Linked DNA regions of Mus musculus: region 2 is linked to region 1. Evidence: chromatin loops called from intact Hi-C (ENCODE). Cell type or tissue: heart. All regions are shown on one strand. Links, peaks and the distances in the headings refer to the core of each region. The heading gives the core; the rest is flanking DNA. Region 1 holds the start of Cdca8 (cell division cycle associated 8). Region 2 holds the start of Dnali1 (dynein, axonemal, light intermediate polypeptide 1).

Region 1 (11,956 bases), core at 2,682-10,681:
GGTGGGATACCCAGCTCCCCACAGACACCTCAGTGGCTTTTAACAGCAACAGGGGACCTCCCTCAAGAACAAGGCATTCAGAACCGCTCACGCTGCACCATCGCCCCCTGGTGGCTGACTTTGGAAATGGAAACTGGCTTCATAATGAGCTTCGGTGAAGGAGTAAACATTTTAAAAGTTCCCTTTTCTTCAGTCCTTTCCTTTTTGGGGTTTTGCAGGTGATTGACTTTGTCCCCCAACTTTCCCCCTCCCCCCAGACACACACACTGCTCCCGCCCTGGACTCCCAGACCCACTCCTATCTTTAAGCCATTAAGGACTCAGATACTGACACACACAGAATCAGGACCTGAGCCAACCAGAGACTATGGTTCAGATGACATAGGCAGCGGTGGCCACACAACCTTGCATTCTGCCCTTTCCTGCCTTGGTGGACACTGTTTATCAGCACTGCCTTTCCTGTCTCCTCAGCCTCTATCTGCTTCTCAGAGTCATAGGTGCAGCTGTCATGGACCCTTGGCCATGGCCTAGCACGGAGAAGTCCTAGGCACTGCTATTCCAGTGAGTCAGGTAGCAATGCTGACCCTCACTTAGAAATAGCCTAGTGTAGCAATGGCAGCCCTCAGCTGTGGTGCTCCAGATCTCCAGACGCTGCACAGCCTCCTGGCTCCTCCAGGAAGAAGGAGACACTCACCAGGACATCTAGAACAGGAAGCAAGGGACAAAGCATCAGGTTTATCAAGGCCCAAGAGCACGGAGGGGGTGTGTCTAACCTCTCCAGAGAGGCAGCACAGGACTGACGGACACCAGTACCTGACACAAGAGTTTGGCACTCATTTTCTGAAATCTGGTCCCAGGCCTTGGGCAGTGCTTGGATGCTGGCCAAGTCTCCCCAGTGGATGGAGGAGAGGAGGTACTTTCTCTTCAGGTACCTTCCCAGAAGTTAAGGACTGCTCAGAAGAAAAAGGAACTTACAAGATATCTGTGTCACTAGGTCATATGCTCTTATGGGACTACTGTTGAATGTGGTCCATCTCAGTAATGTGATTAGAAATCAAGGCAGGAGAGTAGAGCCAACCAGGGCCTCCAGCGCCTAGCCTATGGCAGTGCTTAGCGATATCAGGGTTAGCGGCGCCACTAGCACACCTAGTACCACTATTGCAGTTATAATAGGAAACAGAGGGACAGGAGGAAGATCGTCCCTACATATCTAGATTGGGTGACAATCTCCTTTGTCAACTTGTCTGGATTTAGAATCGTCATGGAAACATGATACAGGTTGCATCTGTGATGTTGTCTCTAGAAAGGTTTAACTGAAGTGGGAGGACTCCTCTGAATGTGGACGGTGTCAGTCCACAGGCCGGGGTCCCAGAATGAACAGAAAGTGAACAGAGCGCCAGCAGTCAGCAGTCCCTGCGTCCTGATGCAGGCGCAATGTGACCAGTGGCTTAAGCTCCTGTCTCTGTGCGCTTCCCTCCGTGACGGACATATCCCTCAGCTATGACCTGAAATAAATCTGTCTGTCCTGCTTCGTGTTCGATATTAATCACAACATGAAAATCAGTAACACAGTGGGCATTGCTGGTCCATGTTCAGCTTTAAACTTGAATTTGGAGTTCACTAAGCGAGCCAGCTGGAGGCAGCACAGGAAACTGAGACTCAAGACCAGGAGCAAAACCAGGGTCAGATGACAGCCATGGGCACGAATGGAGAAAAGGTCAGGACTGCGGCTAATTTCCTGCTCTCAGGCTTGCTTCCCGCCATGCCAACTGTTCTTCAGAACACAGCACTGTTAAGCACAGGCCTTGACCACATGGTTCTGCTTAAAGCTTCTGAGAACTTTGACTTCAGAGTAACAGCCAAAACCTTCAAGATCCTTCTCAAAAATCAAGGCCCTCTGTCACTCTCCTCCTGCCCGGCCCTGCCCTGCCCTTGCCCCCACTGGCTTTATGGCAGTTCTTACATGTACCAGACAAGCTCACGCCATGTAGCCTCTGCCTGGACCACTCTTCTTCCAAACACCCACATGGCTCATTCCTTCCCTCTTGCAAACTTGGCTCAAATGCTGTGAGCATCATTGTCTCAGGATGTCACTGCCTCATGGGTCCCTGCACTGACCACACTATTAAAATCACATTCCCCCTCACCTTCTCTGCCTTATTTAACACTCACCACATCTGACACTATGCAGTCCCCCTTTTTATGCCTGCTCCCAGCACTTAAGAGTAGTGCCTAGCAGATAAATAAACTCTAAGGAATGACTAGTTAACAAAAGACAAGTGCAAGAAGAATCCAAGTCTGAGCACTAGAGAACTGCAACGAATTATACAGCCTGCTGACCCCGTGAATTATACAGCCTGCTGACCCCGTGAATTATACAGCCTGCTGACCCCGTGAATTATACAGCCTGCTGACCCCGTGAATTATACAGCCTGCTGACCCCGTGAATTATACAGCCTGCTGACCCCGTGAATTATACAGCCTGCTGACCCCGTGAATTATACAGCCTGCTGACCCCGTGAATTATACAGCCTGCTGACCCCGTGAATTATACAGCCTGCTGACCCCGTGAATTATACAGCCTGCTGACCCCGTGAATTATACAGCCTGCTGACCCTGTGAATTATACAGCCTGCTGACCCTGTGAATTATACAGCCTGCTGACCCTGTGAAGTCTGCACCTGCTGCAGCCTCTAGGGGCGGCTCTGGGCAGTCAGTCAGGAAGCACTCGAAGGATATGAGCTTCCATAATGTCTGTCGATGTCCTGCAGCCACTCCAACATGTCAGCCACAGAGGGGCTCACAACTGAGGGGCGCAGGACGGTGTCAATGTCTAGCACAGCCGCATGCTGCTCGTAGGCCTGAAACACCTGCTCCACGTGGCTGTTGATGGTGTTACGGACCTTGAGGAGGGTGGCTCTGTGGGAAAAGGAGGGTGTTAGGCAGTATCCTAAAAAAAGATAGGGGGTAAGCCTTCTCAAACCACTACTGTCCTGTTAAGTTTTGTTTCAGAGGGGACTCAAACCCTTAGACGTGTTAGGGAAGCGGTCTACCACTGAGCTATACCCTTGTTAATTTAGTATGAGGGAAGGGCATGCACATGACAGAGTATGCTTGGAGATCAGAGGGCTACTTTGTGGCATCCACTCTGTCCTTCCACCTTTCCATGGGCCCGTGGATTGAACCCAGGTCATCAGGCTTACACGGCAAGTGCCTCTACCCCAGGAGCCATCTTAACTGCCCTTGTCTGGCCAGTTCTTCAATGGCAATGTGGGCTCGACATGCACAGACTGCTTGAGAATGTGAGTTATTTCCCCTGTGCATAAAGGCTTCATTGCTCACTGTGTTTCCCAAGAACAGCAAACACACAATCAGTGAATGAATTGTCACTGGAAAGATAAATACTATGATGTGTGTAAAGTGCCTTTGGCAGTGGCTACATAGTATTCGAATGCTGACTCTAAGGAACCCATCACTAAAACAAAGGCTGCAACTTCCCAATGGACAAGGGATCCTCTAGCCCAGAACGCTAGCTCTAAATATCCTACTGTGGCTTATGGTGTAAAAACAGGAAACAATCCAAAATCCTCAAGTGTGTAAGACCTGCTTATAGTCGATGACTAACATCAAGAACAAGCAGAAGCCGGGTGTGGTGGCGCACACCTTTAATCCCAGCACTCAGGAGGCAGAGGCAGGCGGATTTCTGAGTTCGAGGCCAGCCTGGTCTACAAAGTGAGTTCCAGGACAGCCAGGACTATACAGAGAAACCCTGTCTCCAAAAAAACCAAAAAAAAAAAAAAAAAAAAAAAAAAAAGCAGAAAACAGAGTATCTGTGTAACACCTGTGTTGTTACTGTTTCTTGGGCTACTTAGTTACACATGTATCCACTTGTGTGTAGAACCAGGTGGTGGTAAGAAGCCCCAGCTTAAGTGGCAGGCCCACTTCAGATTCCTGGCTCTATTTCTCACGGACTCTGTGATCAGGACAATCAGTTTGAGTTTCCCTTTTCTTGCTTCCAAGTGCATAGACAGGTATAAGGCAGAGGTGTACAAGGTCCCGGACACACAGTCCTTACTCCCAGCTCTCCCTGAACTGCAGTACACCAAGGACAACGACAGAAGAGGGCTGCACTCCTCGCCACCCTCTTCTTTTCTGCTTTTGTAATTTCTTCCATTTATTTAGTTGGTTTGGGGTTATTTTTATTTATTTGTTTGTTTACTTACTTATTTATTTTGAGACTGGGTTTATCTGTGTAGCCCTGGTTGCCTTGGAACTCTCTATGTAGACCAGACTGGCCTTGAACTCAGAGATCTGCTTGTATATGCCTCCTTAGTGCTGAGATTAAACACCTGGCCTGATTTGGGTTGTTTTGTTTTGTTTTAAAGACATGCATGGTCTTACAATGTAGTCCAGGCTGGCCTCGAACTCACAGACATTCAACTTAGCTCCAGCATGATTACTCCTGACTTGCTTTTGTCGATTTCTGTAGGACCCCCTGACTGAGGCTGGGATGCCATGCGGCATTAAGATCTGTCCATCAACAAAGGGGGACAACAGAGCCTCTTACAGCCGCTCAGCTAGCTTGTCCAGAACAACGTCACCAGCCTCCAGCTGCTTGCGCCTCAACCGCTCCTGTAAGTCTGGAAAGGGACGCAGGGCTGGCACATCCTCAAAGCGCAGACTCTGTGCGGCTTGCAGCTGCTCAGCCAGGTTACTGAGAGAGGACAGGAGGGGCGAGCAGTCCTGCAGGGTGCTCTGCCACAGGTTCTGCTGTTCCTCCACCACAGGGAAGCACTTCCTCAGGGCCTCCTGCACAACCAGCAGAGGCTGGTCATGAGCCATTTTCTGGGAAAAAATAAACAAAACAAAAGGGAGTCAGGGTACCAGAAGGGAGGGCCTGCATCAAGGCTGCGTCATTTCCGACCTCAGGAGAAGACCAGCTGTTGGTCTTCAAATAGTCCCAAGGCAATAATGAAAGGTAGGGAGACTTTGGGGGACACAAACAAGAACTCCTAGTCCTGGAAGTGGGCTGACACCTTCAGCCAACAATGAAGGAAGAATTCCTGCAAGTACACTTACCAACTGTGAACAGCCTTTCTTCCTTCCTGCTGTAAATCTTCCATGTTCTAGAAATCTCACCAGGAATCCCATTTACAGAGAAAGGACACACACTACCCCATTTACATCTGTAGGATTTAATACCATCAAAGAATCTTGAAAGCCACCTCACTTACTTCTCTTATCAAACAACTTCTTGTTTGAAGGGAGTCACAAGGGTTTTTAGAAACCCTTTTGAGATGTAAACTGAAAGCCACCAAAATAAGTAATTGTGGCTAATGTAACATGACTTTAATTCCAGCCCTCTGGAAGCAGAGCCGGGTTTTGGGTTTGAGGCCAGCCTGGTCTCAAGAAACTGGGGGAAAAGAAAGAAAATCAACTGCTGATCTCCCTAGAGAATCTCATACCCACGTGGCTATGTCTAACTTTCTGAGATTCTCTGAGGAGCATGCAAGTGTCTTTTATGCCTAGGTGCCTGCCTCTCTCTCTTAATTCTTGTGCTTATGCCTGTATTTAAAACAGCCATAGGCTGGGAGTTGTCGAATGCATCTTTAATCCTAGCACTGGAAAGACAGAAACAAGCAGATCTCTGTGAGTTCGAGGCCAAACTAGTATACACAGAGACTTCCAAGATAGCCAGCGTTATATGGTGAGGCCCCGTAGCAAATATGTTCATGTAACTCTGCTTCATAAATCAGCTAGTGCTGAGTTCTTTTCAGCGTCAGGGCCATCAACTGAGCTCAGCTAGTGCTGAGTTCTTTTCAGCGTCAGGGCCATCAACTGAGCTCAAGTCCTTAAAAGGCTAGGGCAACTCCCCACGCTGCAGAGTGGAGCTGTGTCTCTGTCTTGTAACCGCGGACACTCAAGAATATTGATTCTGGCGGTCCTCTTACCTTCTCTCTGCAGGAAGACCGTTGCTTCGGGTCTTCCGAAGGGGTTTCTTCACGACAGGGCAATCTGCTTTAGACTGCGAGTCTCTGGGGTCTGTCTGTTCCGGGACCTGTGCTTCTGGAGTCAGTCTTGTCGCCTCTCTTTAAGATTTCCAGCCCTAAATCAACAGGAAAACGTAAATCCTGCGATGTCAACGCTGAGTACATCAAAAACTACACCGCGCTTATTCACAAGAACGAACTCACCACTCTACTTCCAGTTAGCACGACTCTGGAGTCGCGAAAAGATGGCGTGTGCCGCAATGACATCTGGGCATTGAAGTCCTCCATGAGGATTGGCTGGCGGAAGGAGAAGAAGCTTTATTGTGATTGGGCGTGGTGAGAACCGTCCTAAGACGGCGATTTGCTATTGGCTAGGCTGTGCCCGTTGAGTTTGAATTGGGTGGCGGTTAACCGAGGAGCCGCCCGTCCCTTAGTTGGAGCTGTGAGGGTTCCTCAGACTGTGTTTTGGGACCTGCAGGTAGGTTTCGGCAGAGTTCTGGAAACCTAGACTCCAACGACTGAACTTTCTCAGCTCTCCGACCGCTCACACCCTCTCCCCGTCTCAGTCGCGGAGCCGGCTGCTTGGCCCCTCGCTCGACGCAGCCAGGCGCCATGGCTCCCAAGAAACGCAGCAGCCGCGGAACCAGGACCAACACGCTGCGGAGCCGGAAGCTCGCCTCCTTCCTGAAGGACTTCGACCGCGAGGGTAAGGGGTGGATTCGCGTGATCGTGGGTTTTGGGTGGGTTGGGACGCGGATGCGACGGCTTCGCACACCTGACGCGGGATCCGTCCGCTTTCACCTCTTTGCAGTGCAAGTTCGAACCAAGCAAATTGAGTCCGACAGACAGACCCTCCTCAAGGAGGTGGAAAATCTGTACAACATCGAGATCCTTCGGCTCCCCAAGGCGCTGCAAGGGATGAAGTGGCTTGACTACTTCGGTAAGAGCTGCTAGCGTTTTCCCCGTGACCAACGAGTGCTTATCTTGAAAGCTTATTGTAGGGACTCATTCAGATGTCCCCTTCTTAATAAGGTCTAAAATAACCACCGGTAGGAAATTGCCATCTGTCATAACTTATAAAAGAATGGTGGGCCCATAGGAAAGAAGTAGGCATGAATTACCCTTCAGATGAGCGCTATTAGGACAGTGCATCTCACCTTCACGTTTGAATGGGAGAGCTTTAGAAGAGATATACCAGAAATAGAATGATGGAGGCCTGAAGGAAGAGGGGCGAGGCCGAGATCTCAAATCTATAGTACAAAGTGAGCTGATAATTGAAGGTTTTTCAGGGGTTGGGGGAGGCTGTTCCGCACTGACATGACCTAACCTATGCTAGCCTACCTGCCAATAGGCAGGGATGCAGTCGCTCAGTAGGACAGTAAGAGTTGTCCTGCAGCTTAACAGCGGAGGGAGAGGACTGTAAGAGCAGGACGCATCATGTCTTCTCAGCATCTCTGTATCCAGGGGGAGTGTTTTGGGAGAACACATCCATCTTTTGGGGAGACCCTACTGCTCAGCCCCACTGGAAACTGCCTGCCATCCAGCCAGGCCAGTGGTAGGCAAACCACTGTCCTTAGCAGGCCAGGTAACAAACAGTCTTGAGTTCTGGAACTGCATTTCTGTTACAGTTCCAAAAGAGCCGTGATGAGTTTGATTTCTGGGCAAACTGAAATGTCAATTTCACATAATTTTCACACATCCGGGAAATACTTGTACAAACTCAGCCTTCTAAAATGAATGAATAAATTAAGAGAAAAATTATTTGTTTTTTGTCAGAGCTCATTTCGGACAGTATCCTCAAACAGCTCTGTCTTGTGAACTACAAAGATAGGAGTAGGCCGGGCAGTGGTGGCGCACGCCTTTAGTCCCAGCACTTGGGAGGCAGGGCAGGTGGATTTCTAAGTTCGAGGCCAGCCTGGTGTACAGAGTGAGTTCAGGGACAGCCAGGGCTATACAGAGAAACCCTGTCTCGAAGAACCAAAATAAAAAACAAAAACAAAAGACAAATCACAAATCATCACGGCCAAATAAATTAACGCAAGCGTTTTCATTAGTGTATGCAGGCTGCCTCCCCCTACGGCTGGGTTTGAGAGATCGGCATTGGATGTGAGGAAGTCAAGTCTCTTACAGCTCAGTGGTTGGGTGGGGGGGGGGTGCGTCTTCAAATGGGGGATTTAGCAAGCAAAATGGGCGGGGTTACAGAAGCAGAACATAAGCAGAACAAGTTAGTCTCCTTCTGAAACAAAGCCAGGTGAACATAACAAGATAATCATAGCCGAGCAGTGGTGGTGCACGCCTTTAATCTTGGCACTTGGGAGGCAGAGGCAGGTGGATCTCTGAGTTCGAGGCCAGCTTGGTCTACAAAGTGAGTTCCGGGACAGCCAGGGCTACACAGAGAAACCCTGTCTTGAGGAGAAAAAAAAAAAGATAAGAGTGGTTTTCTGACCAGAGAAAAATGTCAGCCCATTTCCCGCCATTTGTGAAACCCCTGAGGAAGCATGGAGGCTCCTTTCTCTCCAGCTGCTTCCTCTGCCTTCCTCATCACTATATCTACCAGTGTGCCTCCTCCTTCCTAGGTACAAGTGCATGTTTTGCTAACAAAATTCTTCTGTCATGCCTTATTAATCTTTCTGTTCATTCATTTCTACAAAGTTAAGTGTCACTCACTAGGCTAGGCACTAAAGATGCACCTAGGAAAAGCAGACATTGTCCCACCACAGGGGTAGTGGAGAAGGACCGCTTAAAAATTCATACAGAATTTAGAAATAAAGTACGACAAACAAGATGGGAGTAGCAGCCAGTAAGTATGAACTGAATAAGCATTAATAGGATGAGCCAGTTTTGTTTTTGAGACAGGCTCTCTTTGCAGCCCTAATAACCCCAGCTATTCTGGAACTCTTATATAAATCAAGGTGGCCTTGAACACACTTGTGATCCACCTGCCTCTATCTCCAAAGTTCTCAGATTAAAGGCATGTGCCACCACGCTGGCAAATAGGCCAGTTTTAGGAGGATAACACTGGGGCCCAGAGAGATACATTACTCAGGTTCTCACATATGGAGGCAGAGTCTGTTTGCTCCCCATCATTCTGTCTGTAAGGCCCAGGATCTTAACTGTAGACCCTGGATTCCATGAGGAGTTCTTTGTCTTTTTTTTTAAATTGTGGTCATTGTTTTGTTTTGTTTTGTTTTTGTCTTTTTCTTGAGACAGGGTTTCTCTGTGTAGCCCCAGCTGTCCTGGAATCCATTCTCTAGACCAGGCTTATTGATTTAACAAAATCTCAATAGTTTGATTTTCCCTATGAAGACTTGGGAGCCAGATGCTGAGGTGAGAGCCTACTAGCTCAGAGAGACAGAGAGAGCACCCAGCTGACCTTCCCCCTCAGCTGATGTCCTAGAAGGCATGCCTCTCTCAGGCCATCTCAAGAAACCTTCAGATTGAATGCCCCTCCCTTCTACTTCCTGTATGTCTCTCTATCTACCCTCCTGACTTGTTCTTACCCTCTATGGTTTTTCCTAATAATCGTATGCTCACTTCCTGTCAGCTGGTTGCCTGCTCTATCTTTTGACCTATGGTTGACTCTGTTTAGTCATGTTTACAGTACTCAAGCAAAAAGCTCTTGGATTAAAGGTGTATGTTAAGGCTGAGCCACACAACTAAAAACGAGTTTTTCTAGTAAATAGCACAGTCCTGGGGTTCACAAATATTCTGTAACACAGGCTGGTGTCTGACTGTGAGATCCGCCTGCCTCTGCCTCCTAAGTACTAGGATTAAAGGCGTGCGCCGTCACTGCTGGGACCGTGAAGACTTGTAATAAGGAGCTCACCTAAGCTTTCATTCTATATCTTTTTGCCAGGACCAAGGGATATTATCTCGAATTCAGTTCAGGCGGGAGTAGACATCTAAGTAGCTTTAGTAGCTTTTGAATAATTTGAATAAGCAGAACAAGTTAGTCTCCTTCTGAAACAAAGCCAGGTGAACATAACAAGATAATCATAGCCGAGCAGTGGTGGTGCACGCCTTTAATCTTGGCACTTGGGAGGCAGAGGCAGGTGGATCTCTGAGTTCGAGGCCAGCTTGGTCTACAAAGTGAGTTCCGGGACAGCCAGGGCTACACAGAGAAACCCTGTCTTGAGGAGAAAAAAAAAAAAGATAAGAGTGGTTTTCTGACCAGAGAAAAATGTCAGCCCATTTCCCGCCATTTGTGAAACCCCTGAGGAAGCATGGAGGCTCCTTTCTCTCCAGCTGCTTCCTCTGCCTTCCTCATCACTATATCTACCAGTGTGCCTCCTCCTTCCTAGGTACAAGTGCATGTTTTGCTAACAAAATTCTTCTGTCATGCCTTATTAATCTTTCTGTTCATTCATTTCTACAAAGTTAAGTGTCACTCACTAGGCTAGGCACTAAAGATGCACCTAGGAAAAGCAGACATTGTCCCACCACAGGGGTAGTGGAGAAGGACCGCTTAAAAATTCATACAGAATTTAGAAATAAAGTACGACAAACAAGATGGGAGTAGCAGCCAGTAAGTATGAACTGAATAAGCATTAATAGGATGAGCCAGTTTTGTTTTTGAGACAGGCTCTCTTTGCAGCCCTAATAACCCCAGCTATTCTGGAACTCTTATATAAATCAAGGTGGCCTTGAACACACTTGTGATCCACCTGCCTCTATCTCCAAAGTTCTCAGATTAAAGGCATGTGCCACCACGCTGGCAAATAGGCCAGTTTTAGGAGGATAACACTGGGGCCCAGAGAGATACATTACTCAGGTTCTCACATATGGAGGCAGAGTCTGTTTGCTCCCCATCATTCTGTCTGTAAGGCCCAGGATCTTAACTGTAGACCCTGGATTCCATGAGGAGTTCTTTGTCTTTTTTTTTAAATTGTGGTCATTGTTTTGTTTTGTTTTGTTTTTGTCTTTTTCTTGAGACAGGGTTTCTCTGTGTAGCCCCAGCTGTCCTGGAATCCATTCTCTAGACCAGGCTTATTGATTTAACAAAATCTCAATAGTTTGATTTTCCCTATGAAGACTTGGGAGCCAGATGCTGAGGTGAGAGCCTACTAGCTCAGAGAGACAGAGAGAGCACCCAGCTGACCTTCCCCCTCAGCTGATGTCCTAGAAGGCATGCCTCTCTCAGGCCATCTCAAGAAACCTTCAGATTGAATGCCCCTCCCTTCTACTTCCTGTATGTCTCTCTATCTACCCTCCTGACTTGTTCTTACTCTCTATGGTTTTTCCTAATAATCGTATGCTCACTTCCTGTCAGCTGGTTGCCTGCTCTATCTTTTGACCTATGGTTGACTCTGTTTAGTCATGTTTACAGTACTCAAGCAAAAAGCTCTTGGATTAAAGGTGTATGTTAAGGCTGAGCCACACAACTAAAAACGAGTTTTTCTAGTAAATAGCACAGTCCTGGGGTTCACAAATATTCTGTAACACAGGCTGGTGTCTGACTGTGAGATCCGCCTGCCTCTGCCTCCTAAGTACTAGGATTAAAGGCGTGCGCCGTCACTGCTGGGACCGTGAAGACTTGTAATAAGGAGCTCACCTAAGCTTTCATTCTATATCTTTTTGCCAGGACCAAGGGATATTATCTCGAATTCAGTTCAGGCGGGAGTAGACATCTAAGTAGCTTTAGTAGCTTTTGAATAATTTGTTGTACTTTGTATATAAATATTTACAGTTTGAAGTAGGTTTTTTTTTGTTTTGTTTTTTCCATTTTTCGAGACGGTTTCTCCGTGTAGTCCTGGCTGTCCTGGAGCTCACTCTGTAGACCAGGCTGGCCTCGAACTCAGAAATCTGCCTGCCTCTGCCTCCCGAGTGCTGGGATTAAAGGCGTGCGCTACCACGCCTGGCTGAAGTAGTTTTAATGTGGCATTTGAGCTGAGTTTTATAGAATGAATAGCACTTTTTAAGATACAGAAAAGTCTACTGATCAGAAGAAACACTTATATCCAAGCTCTG
Region 2 (11,956 bases), core at 1,833-9,832, 130 kb before region 1:
ACGTTCCTGAAAGTCAGATGGGATTCAGTAAAGGAAAGATGGCATCCACTCTGTGAACAAGCTGCAGGAGCTGGATGGCTCAGCAATTAAAAGCACTGACTGCTGTTCCGGATGACCCATGTTTAGTTCTCAGCACCCACAAAGCTGTTCACAGCCATCTACAACTACAGTTCCAAAAGGATCCAATGCCTTCTTATGGCAAATGTGGGCACTACATCTATGTGGTGTACAGACAGGCATGCAGGCAAAACACCCACATAGGCAAAACAGTCTCAAACAACAACAACACATCTGTGACCTGGATTCTGGTATTCAGAACAAATTCCTATCCACACAAGGCTATCAGTGTGGTTCTTCCCCCGAAGGGCCAGTTAGACTCCATACACCACACTCTTCCTCAAGCCCACATCCAGATCCCTCAAAACAAGGCGACAAACCTCAGTCACCTGCAGGCACTCACAGGGCAGCAGGTGTAGAAAACAAAGCAGTCGCATTTAAGATATGTAAAGGGAAAGGCTAACTTCCTCATAGGCCAAAAGGAATTGAAATAATTTCAAAAGCTTCAGTTCAGCAATTATAGAGATGATTCAAACATCTATGGATAAACCTAAGAAATGTGAACGCCTCAAGAAACCTACAAGAAGGTACTACTTAGCAGTTTCCAAACTCCTGACAAAATGGACACACATACTGAAAATCAACCTGGCAGAAAACAGCAATACACAGAGTCAATAGACCAGTGAGCTCTCGGCACAGTGACACACACCGTTTGTTAATCCCAGCACTCAGGAGGCAGAGGCAGAACTCTTAAGTTTGAGGCTAGCCTGGTGTACAAAGAGTTCCAGAGCAGCTGAGGCTACACAGAGAAACCTGTGTGGAAAGAACAACAGACCAATGAGAGACCACTTGTACTGCAATAGCTCCAAGGGCAAAGCATGACGGCAGCAGTTTCCAGAAGAAACCTACACTTAACCAACCCTGAAGACATTTGTTCTAATAACCAGAGCACCAATGCTAAAGGAAATAGGAATCTTCTCAGATTAGCAATTCCTGTCAGGAGAGGAAGGACTGCACACCTCTAATCCCAGCCTCAGTAGTCAGAGGTAGGTGGATCTCTAGGGGTTAGAGAGAGAATGAGAACAAGAACCTGTCTCCAAAGGGGCGGACAGACAGTCAGACAGACAGACACACAACACACACACTGCTGGTGAAGTTCAGTTGATGGTATACCTTTAATATCAGTACTCAGAAGGCCGAGGCAGGAGAATCATTAAGCGTTCTAGGCCTGCCTGTGCTGCCAAGCAAGTTTCAGGCCAACCAGGGCCTAATTAGCAGGAGATAGATACCCTGTCTCAACTACAAAAATATGAAATCATGCAAATTTTTCCCAGTTTATTAAGCAAGTCATCAGGGTTCAGACATTTTGTAGCATGTGTCAGAATTTTCTTCCTTGTAAGGCTAATATTGCATTAATATGCATACATATGTAATGGTAATGGGACTAGGATTCAGGGCTGGAAACACTCAACTTCTAAATTTATCCCTAGCTCTTTCTACTTTTGAGACAGTTTCTCAGTAATTGTTTAAAACCAGTATTGAACTTGTGATCCTCCTGCCTCAGCATAGAATTACATGCACGCACCACAACACCTGCCTCTTTCGAGATGTTACTAAGGAATCTAGAAGGTAACTCTACAGTTAGAGCACTTTCTGTTCTTCCAGAGGAGCTGGGTCAGTTGCTAGAACCCATGAGGTGGCTTGCAGCCAGCCTTAACTCAAGTTCTGGAGACTCTGGTACTCTTTTCTGGACCCTGTGGGCACCAGACATACACAGTGCATACACATACATGCAGGGGCGGGGAAAGCACTCATACACATGCAAAAAAATACTATTTTTAAAAGATTTTTATCACACACACACACACTCTCGAACATTTACATAGAGATGGAGACGAAAGAACCAGAACAGCTAAAAGGAAAAAAAGAAAAAGAGGAGGGTGGTGTGGAGAGATGGCGCAACAGACAAGAGCATTGGCTACTTTTTCCAGAGGACCTGGGTTCAATTCCTAGCACCCACATGGCAGCTCATATGCAGCAAAGAGGACATTCAGTTTGAGACTTACTATGCAAGTGCAGTAATCGAGTCTGCATGGATAGACATATACCTGACTGAGTTTCAATGTGGGAGTAAAATAATTCAATGGAGACAACCAATGTCCTTTGAAAAACTGGTCCTAGCCGGGCGTGGTGGCACACGCCTTTAATCCCAGCACTCGGGAGCAGAGGCAGGCGGATTTCTGAGTTCGAGACCAGCCTGGTCTACAAAGTAAGTTCCAGGACAGCCAGGGCTACACAGAGAAACCCTGTCTCAAAAAAAAAAAAAAAAAAAAGAAAGAAAAAGAAAAACTGGTCCTACAGCACATGGGCACTCACAGACCCAACGTGACCCATCTGTGCTGGTTTCAACAGCACCAAGGACAATCTTCTAACCTAAAGACCCTGGGCTTAAGTGTGCATCCAGAACAATAGAAAGAGAGAAGCGGCCAGCCAGGAGGTAAGGAAGGATAAAGGCGGAGAAGTATCAGACATCATGAGGCACCTTGATGGTGGTGAAACGTCTGTGTCCTGACCACGACACTGTCCAGCTGTGCGAGAAGTTGCCATTGAGAGAAACATGGATATGTACATCTCTCCGTATTATTTCTGACAAGAGTTATCAGAATCAAATCAACAATTGTCTCCAAACGTTAAAATTTCAGGAAAAACAGCCCCAAATACATATCCCATTTTTAGAAAAGCCCACTGCAGTGACAAGGAAGCATGTCCACACCTGGCTGCCAACCTCTTGGGGTTCAGCAACAGCTCTGGGCTGGAGCTTTCCACCCATGGTCCCTGCCCACTCACTCACTCACTCACTCACCTGCTTCACTTTGACCATGGGGTAGTGGGGACTCTGGCTTCTCTTGGTCCGTGGTGACTTGCTTCTTCTCCCAGAGGACTTGCTTTTCTTCTTGGCTGGGGACCTTTACAGAGAATGGTACACAGGATTTTTTACCTCAAAGTTCCTTCCCGAAAGTAAGTTAGCTTCCAGGATCAGGCTCACCTACTAAACACAACACATCTGTGAGATCAGTAGCCACAGCAGGCCTTCACTTCCCATAAACACTTCTCCCAACCACATACACAATGGCCTGCTAAGCCTTCTCACCTAGACAACCTTATTCTCCAACCCCAACGCCTCAGAAACCTTTCTTCTCCGGATGCGCCATCCTACTATCTGGCACTACTATCCAGGAAGCCAATCTAGCCTGGTTTTTTCCCTAACACAACTCCCTTCTCCAACAACCAAAACCAATCCCTTGGCAGGTCTCAGGGCCCTGCCCTGTCCTCCATCCCACATCCTTCCTACCAGCCTACAATGCTGCTCCATCTCTCAATTCCAGATATGCTGGCTGTTTTGTTTTTGTTTTTGTTGCTGCTGTTGTTCAACTTCTAAAACAAACAGAATTCCAGCTCAGGTTCTATGTATATATTTTTCTGTCATAATCGTGCACGCGCCGTGTTTGTGTGTATACACTCAGAAACCTCCTGTCTCAGCATCCCCTCTGCTGGGTTACAAGCATGCCCGACCACAGTGGGTTGGTCCTTCCTGGAGTCTTTGCTAAAAGACTCTTGACTCAAGAGAATGGATCAATCCTACCAGCCAGGTCTCCGTTAAGGAGCACCTCTGTACAAGCCCTCTCTTTTTTCTACCCAGCCTCTCGCTACCACACTGCCGTTTTGATCTGTCTTTAATACTGACTGAAATTATCTATTTGTTGTTTTCCTTCTTCGAGTTAGAGCCTGCCCAACTTCGCCAAGGAAAAAGCATCTCTCTTCTTTGCCTTGTGACCCAGTACCTCCAATTGATCTTTAACCCACACTACGCACTCAATAAATCGATGCCACATGGAGGCATTGGCGAATGAGTGCTGCGAAGAAGTCGCCAAGACCCAACGTGTCTTTGTAGGCAGACGAGGGGAGAAGCCACTCGCACCATCCACTCGCGGGCAGGCGGGGGAAATCTCATTTCAACTCAACAGGTGCTCTGCACTCCAGAGCCGCTCGCACCACCGGCCCCCGCGCCATCCCGTCCTCCGCCCAATCACCGGCTCGCTTACCGGGCTCGGCTCCCGCGGTGACCCGAGTGGCCAGGCTCGGCGGCGGGCGGGGACAGGCTAGCGGCTGGAGCGTCGGGCCGGCGGTGCGCGACGGGTTCGGGGCTCAGACGCTCCTGTTTCACCACCACGGTCGTCAGAGCGTCGCCTGACCGGTGTCGCCGCCGGCCGCTCCGCTCCCGCTCGCTTTTCCCCGCCTTCATCCTGCGGCCCGACCGAGAGTCACTTGCACGGTCCGTTGAGCCACTTGAGCCGTAGGAAGTGACGGACAGCTTTGCACTTCCGCTTCCGGGCAGCGCGCTATCCCAGAAGCCTTCACGGTGTCGGCCCCCCTGATGGGCGGGGCCCCAGGTGTTTGAGTCTCAGACGCTGGGGACGCCGGCGCGAGTGGCCACGGGGTCCCCGCTGCTGGGAGGTGTGGCTGGAGTACTGAAAAGGCAGGGCCAACCCCCCGGGAGGCTGAAGCAGGAGGATCGCAGTAATTTCGAGGCCAACCTGGGCAATTTAGTGAAACTGTCTCAAAATCTGAAAAAGTTGTAGCTCGGATAGATCGCAAAGCTCTGAATTCATCCTCAGCACCGCCAAATAGAAATCAAGAGTTAAAAGGGGAGGGAAGGCTGAGATTGTAGCTTAGTTACCGAGCGAGCGTTTGCCTCGCGAGTACGAAGCCCTGGATTAGTCCCCAGAACCTCAAAAAAATATATATGACAATCTCCCCCCCCCCCCGTCATAGTCAGGTTTTCAGTGTACCCTGGCTGTTCTAGAAGTCACTCTATAACCAGGCTGACCTTGAACTCTGCCTCCCTCTGACTCCCAAATGCTGTCATTAAGGTGTGTGGTACCATCGCCCAGCTTTTTTTTTTTTTTTTTTTTTTTTTTTTTGAAAAAAGAAAAAAACCTGTGGGAAAGCTAACCCAGCTCTGTTCCTTGCGCGTTATTAGTAGTTACGAAACACAGACACTCAACAATGTGAAACTCTTTTTTGTTTCTTGAAATAGTGTCTCTATATAGCCTTGGCTGTCCTGGAATCCACAAAGATCTGCCAGCCTCTGGCTTCCAAATGCCAATCGTCGCCAAATACTCTATAGAGTCACTAGATGACTTCCGTTTTAATCAAAGGTGGTCTGTCCATTTCATCATAAACCGAAACAGACCTAACGCTAGGGGTCCAGTCTTCTTTACTAAGAAACTTAGTGCTTGCGGAGAAAGCACAGTAGAACAAAACTTGCACGCGGCCGGCACCGCCTTCCTCAGAGGCCCCGCCCCATCCATGGGGCAAGGAGAGGAGGGGTTTCCATGGTGATCGCAAACAAGACTCCACAGGGGCCGCTACGGAGTTGTTACCCCTACTGCCACCATGATACCCCCAGCAGACTCTCTGCTCAAATATGACACCCCGGTGTTGGTGAGCCGGAATACAGAGAAACGGAGCCCCACGGTATGAACAGGCGTCTCAGGGGACGCGAGATCCTACAAACTCCCATGGGGAAAAGACATCCCAGCTTTGAGGATCTCTGGAATTTCAGGGGACAGATTGCTGGGGCTGACAGCCAAGGGAATTGGGACAGGGATGGAGGTTGGGAGAAGAGAACAAGAAGCCTAGCTATGACCTTAGAGGACAAATTTAAGATGAGAAAAGTCACATGGAAAAGATGGGGTTTGTGGTAGTCAAGTCCAAGAAGAGGTCTGGTAGTGACTTACCTTCGTCTAGAGAGTCAGAACAGAGGCCTGACCACTCATTCTAGAAACACCAGTTCAAACACAGGGTCAGAGCCAGATATCCCTCGTGGGATATCTCCAGCTCATATTTCCTTTAAGATCACAGATGAGGGAAATAGGCTGGAAATGGGGACGGCTGTACAAGAGACCTAGGAAAATCTGGAGGTACTAGACTGATCAACCTGTCTCTTCTTAGGCTCGGCCACTGAAAGTCACCATCCAGCAGCCTGGACCCTCTAGTACAAGCCCACAGCCACCCAAGGCCAAGCTGCCCTCAACTTCCTGTGTCCCAGATCCTACCAAACAGGCAGAAGAAATCTTAAATGCCATCCTGCCTCCAAGGTAGAGAGAGAGATGGTGGTGGGGAGCCCACAGTGACTAGGGGAAGGTCTAAGCTCTTGGTCCAGAACATAGGTGTCTTCCTGTGCCCTACCTTGGGTTTCCTCTCAGCTTTCTGGAGTTCATGGGGTCTCAGTATGGTTGTATGTTTGCAGCCAAGCAGGTACCCTCTAAATCCATGCCCTCCACGTTCTGAGCACTCTTCTGACTTTAGATGTCTGCTTTAACATATAGGTCTTCTAGACCAGTCCTCTTCCTTCTAAACTCCATTCTTTGGTCCCTCCATCAAGAGTCCTCATAGAGAGCCTGGTGTGCCGGCATGTGCTTAATCCCAGCACTCTGCAGGACATAGGAGAATTGCCTCAAAGTCAAGACCAGCCTGGACTACAAAGGGAGTACTAGGCCGGCTAGCGCCACATGCAAAGTTGTGTCGCAAAAGCCCATAAATGTCTAACAAGGCAAGGCCCAGTGAGCTCAGGAGGCAGAGGCAGGAGGATCAGAGTTTGAAGCTAGCCTGGGCTACACAGCCTAGCTAGAACTCTCAAAAACCCTCCACCTAATAGTCTTATGCATGCCCACACCAATGAGAACCACTGAGAACCTGTGAACTTCTCCAGAGATGGAGGCCAAGAGAGAGAGGTGTCATTTACTAGTGGATCCTCTCCCACCAACTTAGAAGTTTCTCCCTCTCTTGCCGTTCTGCCCACAAGTCTGTCACTGCAGAATTCGGGTATTCCTCCAGCACAGAATTCACTATGGGCAGCCATTGCAAACACAGCACTTTCAGAACCTCCACACTCCCAACACACACAAATGCTTCCTCGTGGCTTGCATGAGGTTTATGGTGTTCTGTGTCGCCACCATAAGCCAGTGTGGGGAATTCCCATTGCATCTTCTATTCGAATCAAGCAACATGACCACACATCTGTCCTCAACACGCTAGGCAGGTATGACCTGGAACAGAGGGTTGTAGTCTTGTGGAGAACAGAGACTGTCCATCTACCCAATGTTAAGGTAGGTGTCCTGAGGAGGCGGCAGAGTGGGCGTGGCTTGGGAAAGAGTAGGAAGTGGGGGTGGCATGATGGCAATGCTGCCTATGCCCACCCCCTGCTCCTGCTCAGGCAGAGTTCCAAGGGCCCTCTGCTCAGATTCGGTGACTTGTATCTGTGTCACAGGGAGTGGGTGGAAGACACACAGCTATGGATCCAGCAGGTGTCCAGCACACCCAGCACCAGAATGGATGTGGTGCATCTCCAGGAGCAGCTGGACCTGAAGCTGCAGCAGAGGCAGGCCAGGGAGACAGGCATCTGCCCTGTGCGCAGGGAACTCTACTCCCAGTGTTTTGGTGAGTAGCCTTGGTGGTGTGAGCACCACACACTCTCTGCCTCCTTCTAGCACAAAACCAAGCTCTGGTTACCCCAAGCCAACCACCCCCCTTCGGAAATCATCACAACTTACAAGAGTCGATTTTTTCCTTCTGCCAGATGGATGCTAGGGAGTGGCTCAGGTCATCAGGCTTGGTGGCTTTTACCCACTGAGCCATCTCACTGCTCCCTCCCTTTGATAGGTTTTTGGAGTAAGGTAAGAACTCCATTTTAGCTGGATATGGTGGTATATGCCTTTAATACAGGCTGGTGAGATGGCTCAGTGGGTAAGAGCACCCGACTGCTCTTCCGAAGGTCCAGAGTTCAAATCCCAGCAACCACATGGTGGCTCACAACCATCTGTAATGAGATCTGACGCCCTCTTCTGGCATGTCTGAAGACAGCTACAGTGTACTTACATATAATAAATAAATAAATCTTTCAAAAAAAAAATACAGGCCCTTGGGAGGTAGAGGCAGGGACAGGTAGATCTTTCTGGCTCGAGGTCAGTCTGATTTGCATAGTGATTTCCAGGCTAGCCAAGGCTACCTCTAAAAAAAGACTTTTAACTTTGAGTCTTTGTTTTGTTTTTTTTTTTATCCAAAGATTTCCATAATAAGTCTATGCTAATATAGGTCTCAATATCTAGTCCTGGCTGGCCTGGCCTCACAGAGATCTGCCTGCCTCTGCCTCCTGAGTACTAGGGTTAAAGGTGTGTGTCATAAGCCAGGCATGGTGGCACATGCCTTTAATCCCAACACTTAGAGCACCCGACTCTATTCACAATTTCTGAGTTCGAGGCCAGCCTGGTCTACAGAGTTAGTTCCAGGACAGCCAGGGCTACACAGAGAAACCCTATCTCAAAAAACCAAAAAAAAAAAAAAACCAAAAAAAAAAAAAAAGGTGTGTGTCATTACTCCTGGTATTACATTTTTAAAAAATCATTTATTTATTTATTTATTTATTTATTTATTTATTTAATGTATATGAATTTGCTGTAGCTGTCTTCAGACATACCAGAAGAGGGCATCAGATAACATTACAGATGGTTCTGAGCCACCATGTGGTTGCTGGGAATTGAACTCAAGACCTCCAGAAGAGCAGCCAGCTCTTAATCGCTGAGCCATCTCTCCAGGCTTGGCATTATTTTTTTTAACTTATTTTTCATAATCAAATGAACATCCCTGGAAACTTATACACACAACTAACATAATATGGACTGAGCAAGAAATATATAAATTCATACACACACACACAGATACAGACACACACACACACACACAGAGGAACTAACACATGTAGCCAGTTCTTTGCTACTTTGTGGGTTCTTTTTCTTCCTCCCTTCTCCCCACTTTTCCACTCTTTCAACCCCCTAACACTAGATAGGAGAGGAAGAAGGATAGAAAGGAAAGGGGGTGACATTATCATTAGAGTACTTCTTGCTGAGTAGGGGCATGGAGTTGCTTAGAGCCAGCTGGATCTTCTCACAGGATATCTAGTTTCCTCTTCTCATTGTTTCTTTTTTTTTTAAGGTTTATTTATTTATTATATGTAAGTACACTGTAGCTGTCTTCAAACGCACCAGAAGAGGGCATCAGATCTCATTACGGATGTTTGTGAGCCACCATGTGGTTGCTGGGATTTGAACTCAGGACCTTCGGAAGAGCAGTCAGTGCTCTTACCCGCTGAGCCATCTCACCAGCCCATTTGTTTCTTTTTTTGTGCACAACTACTTAATAACAACCAACAGCAAACAACCAACAACCCACCTTCACCCCCGAATCTTGGGGCCCTAGTATGTATGAAAAGTTCCCAGAATTCCAAATATCACACGGTTACAGAAACTACCTGCAGCTGACAAACCCACGCCTCTGCTAGAGCATGAGGCAAATCATAGTCAGCTGGTGAACAACTTGAAGCAGCCTCATACCCCACACCTGGAATTAGATCGAAAACATCTTCTTATAAAATGTCTGTGTTTTTTTTTAAAGAAACCAAAATCTTTACTAAACACACACACAACAACAACAACAACAACAACAGAGTCTATGGATTTGAAACACTGGGGGGAGGTGTACATGGGAGACGTTGGAGGAAGGAAAATGATATAATTTTTATAAACCTCAAAAATAAAATATATTTTCACACCATTTTTTTTGAGACAGGGTTTCTCTGTGTAGCCCTGGCTGTCCTGGAACTCACTCTGTAGACCAGGCTAGCTTCGAACTCAGAAATCTGCCTGCCTCTGCCTCCCGAGTGCTGGGATTAAAGGTATGCATCACCACTGCCTGGCCATTTATTTTATTCTTAGTGTGTGTGTGTGTGTGTGTGTGTGTGTGTATGCACACATGCTCTGTGTATGCAGATGCCTGTGGAGGACAGAAGAGGGCATTGGATACCCTAGAGCTGGAGTTACAGGCAATTGTGAACTACCATAGACATGGATGCTAGGAACCAAACTCTGGTCCTCTGGAAAACTAGCCAGTGCTCTTAAACATGGAGCTAGCTCTCCAGTCCAATGAGCTAATATTTTAATCAGAAAATTAATAATGACCTCTATGTCTATCCAATAATACTCAGTCCACACTCCAGAAAAATGCTGCTGCTGTTTGTAGTTGGACGGCATGAGAATTGAAGATGTTCCCACTGCGTACCGATGTCTGTATGAGAATTGAAGATGTTCCCACTGCCTACCGATGTCTGCCCTAATGCTATGGGCTCCCAACTGCAAACTCTCCCAATCTCTCAGGCAGCTTCAGCTCCAGCAAGGTGGCTTTAGCCTGCTCAGTATGAGTGTGGTTTGCCCTCCAATTTGAAGACTTATAAAGGGGGAGAAGCAAGTTCTTGACCCTGCTGTTCTTAGTCCCAAACAAGCCAACAGCAGCCCCCACCCCCAACCTCCCAGACAGGGTTTCTCTGTGTAGCCCTGGCTGTCCTGGAACTCACTCTGTAGACCAGGCTGGCCTAGAACTCAGAGATCTGTCTGCCTCTGCCTCCAGAGTGCTGGGATTAAAGGTGTGCGCCACCACTCCCGGACTTAACAGCAGTACTATTCAACACCACCATTCGAGAATACCAGTTCGTCCTCTATCTACTTTGTGCCTGAACATGGAAGCAAGGGGACCAATTTATCACAAACAAACCTGAGGTTCTTGTCTCCCTCTCCATGCCAAGCTCGCTGACGTGCTTTTTCTAAGAGGAGTGGTTGTGTGGCCTGTTCTCTGGGTCACAGAAAGCACCGTCTCATAGTGCCTTCCTGTAAAGCATATATTTGGTTTTTGTGTGTGCTGTATGCTTGAACATGTGTGCACAAGTGTGGAGACCAGAAGTCAATGTCAGGCCTCTTTCTCTATCATTCTCTATTTCTTCTTTTGAGACACACACAGAAAAAAAACAAAAACAAAAACAAAAAAACCTTATACGTGTGGATGTTTTTTTTAACCTATGTATGACATCTGTGCAGTTTTGAGGAGACCCAAATGCGTATTGAATACTGAGGAACTGAAGTCACAGACGGTTGTTAGCTGCCAACCATGGATTTTCTGGAAAAGCAGTCACTAATCTTAACTGCTGAGTCATCTCTCCAGCCCCTCTACCTTATTTTTTGAGACAGGGTCTTTCACTGAACCTGGAGCTCACTGATTTAGCAAGACTAGCTGATGAGCAAGCTCTAGGGAACTTTGTCTCCACCTCCCCAGGGCTATGGTTACATCCGCGTGCCACTGCACCTGCCTTTTTACATGGGTGTAGGGTGTCCTACCTTCACCAGCTGTCATTGCCACAGACCCACGCCTCTGAGAACATATCCCAAGTCCTTCCCAAGCAAAGGTGACTTGCTACAGACAAAGTGCATGCCCTCTCACCAATGACTTTTATCTCCCTGTGTGCATGTTGGAAGACGAACTGATCCGGGAGGTCACCATCAACTGCGCAGAGAGAGGGCTGCTGTTGCTGCGTGTCCGGGACGAGATCCACATGACCATCGCTGCCTACCAGACTCTGTATGAGAGCAGCGTGGCATTTGGCATGAGGAAGGCACTGCAGGCCGAACAGGGGAAGTCAGACATGGAGAGGAAAGTGAGTGGGATGACGGTGTTTCCATGGCTCCCAGATGCTTCTGTAAATCTCAAGGCCTGCAGTTGTCCTTGTAACCCTGAATTCTGGCCCTGAGGGTGTCCTCCACACTAATACTGCAAGGCCCCAGTGAGGAGTGGTCTTGTCTAAGGACACTCCATGTCAGTCACTGACTTCCCACTGGGTGGCAGTGCACACCCTGGCATTGCCTTAGGTCGGACTGTCCTGTCCCAAGTTACCTCGCCCAGCCTCTGACAATGCTCATCCACTTGGGGATGTCCCAGGATGATGGCCATTCTATCT

Evidence for each region. A loop is a pair of places that touch in the nucleus more often than their neighbours do. Peaks named below come from ENCODE experiments on the same cell type or tissue, not always from the same donor. Only the 100,000 strongest peaks of a DNase experiment are listed, where the experiment ranks them.
Region 2: a loop joins it to region 1, with 4 times the contacts of the local background. A loop is called at or near these places in 28 of 42 quality-filtered maps.

What each region holds. Positions count from the first base shown.
Region 1 is chr4:124,931,328-124,943,283 of GRCm38, reverse strand. Cdca8 (cell division cycle associated 8) reads left to right here and starts at 6,367. Exons shown (of 10, transcript NM_026560.4): 1 at 6,367-6,695; 2 at 6,801-6,929. The coding sequence starts at 6,602. 9930104L06Rik (RIKEN cDNA 9930104L06 gene) reads right to left here and starts at 6,236. Exons shown (of 5, transcript NM_177573.3): 1 at 5,951-6,236; 2 at 4,567-4,844; 3 at 2,739-2,918; 4 at 813-931; 5 at 1-701. The coding sequence starts at 4,841. The coding sequence ends at 622. In heart, for the core only: a CTCF peak has its summit at 6,365; a DNase peak (open chromatin) is centred at 6,303; H3K4me3 peaks cover 2,759 bases; H3K27ac peaks cover 1,926 bases.
Region 2 is chr4:125,059,157-125,071,112 of GRCm38, reverse strand. It overlaps Dnali1 (dynein, axonemal, light intermediate polypeptide 1), which reads left to right and starts at 5,456. Exons shown (of 6, transcript NM_175223.4): 1 at 5,456-5,595; 2 at 6,073-6,218; 3 at 7,391-7,560; 4 at 11,478-11,656. The coding sequence starts at 5,515. It overlaps Snip1 (Smad nuclear interacting protein 1), which reads right to left and starts at 4,441. Exons shown (of 4, transcript NM_175246.5): 1 at 4,161-4,441; 2 at 2,921-3,023; 3 at 1-6. The coding sequence starts at 4,360. In heart, for the core only: a CTCF peak has its summit at 5,312; DNase peaks (open chromatin) are centred at 4,472 and 5,462; H3K4me3 peaks cover 2,602 bases; H3K27ac peaks cover 2,045 bases; H3K27me3 peaks cover 859 bases.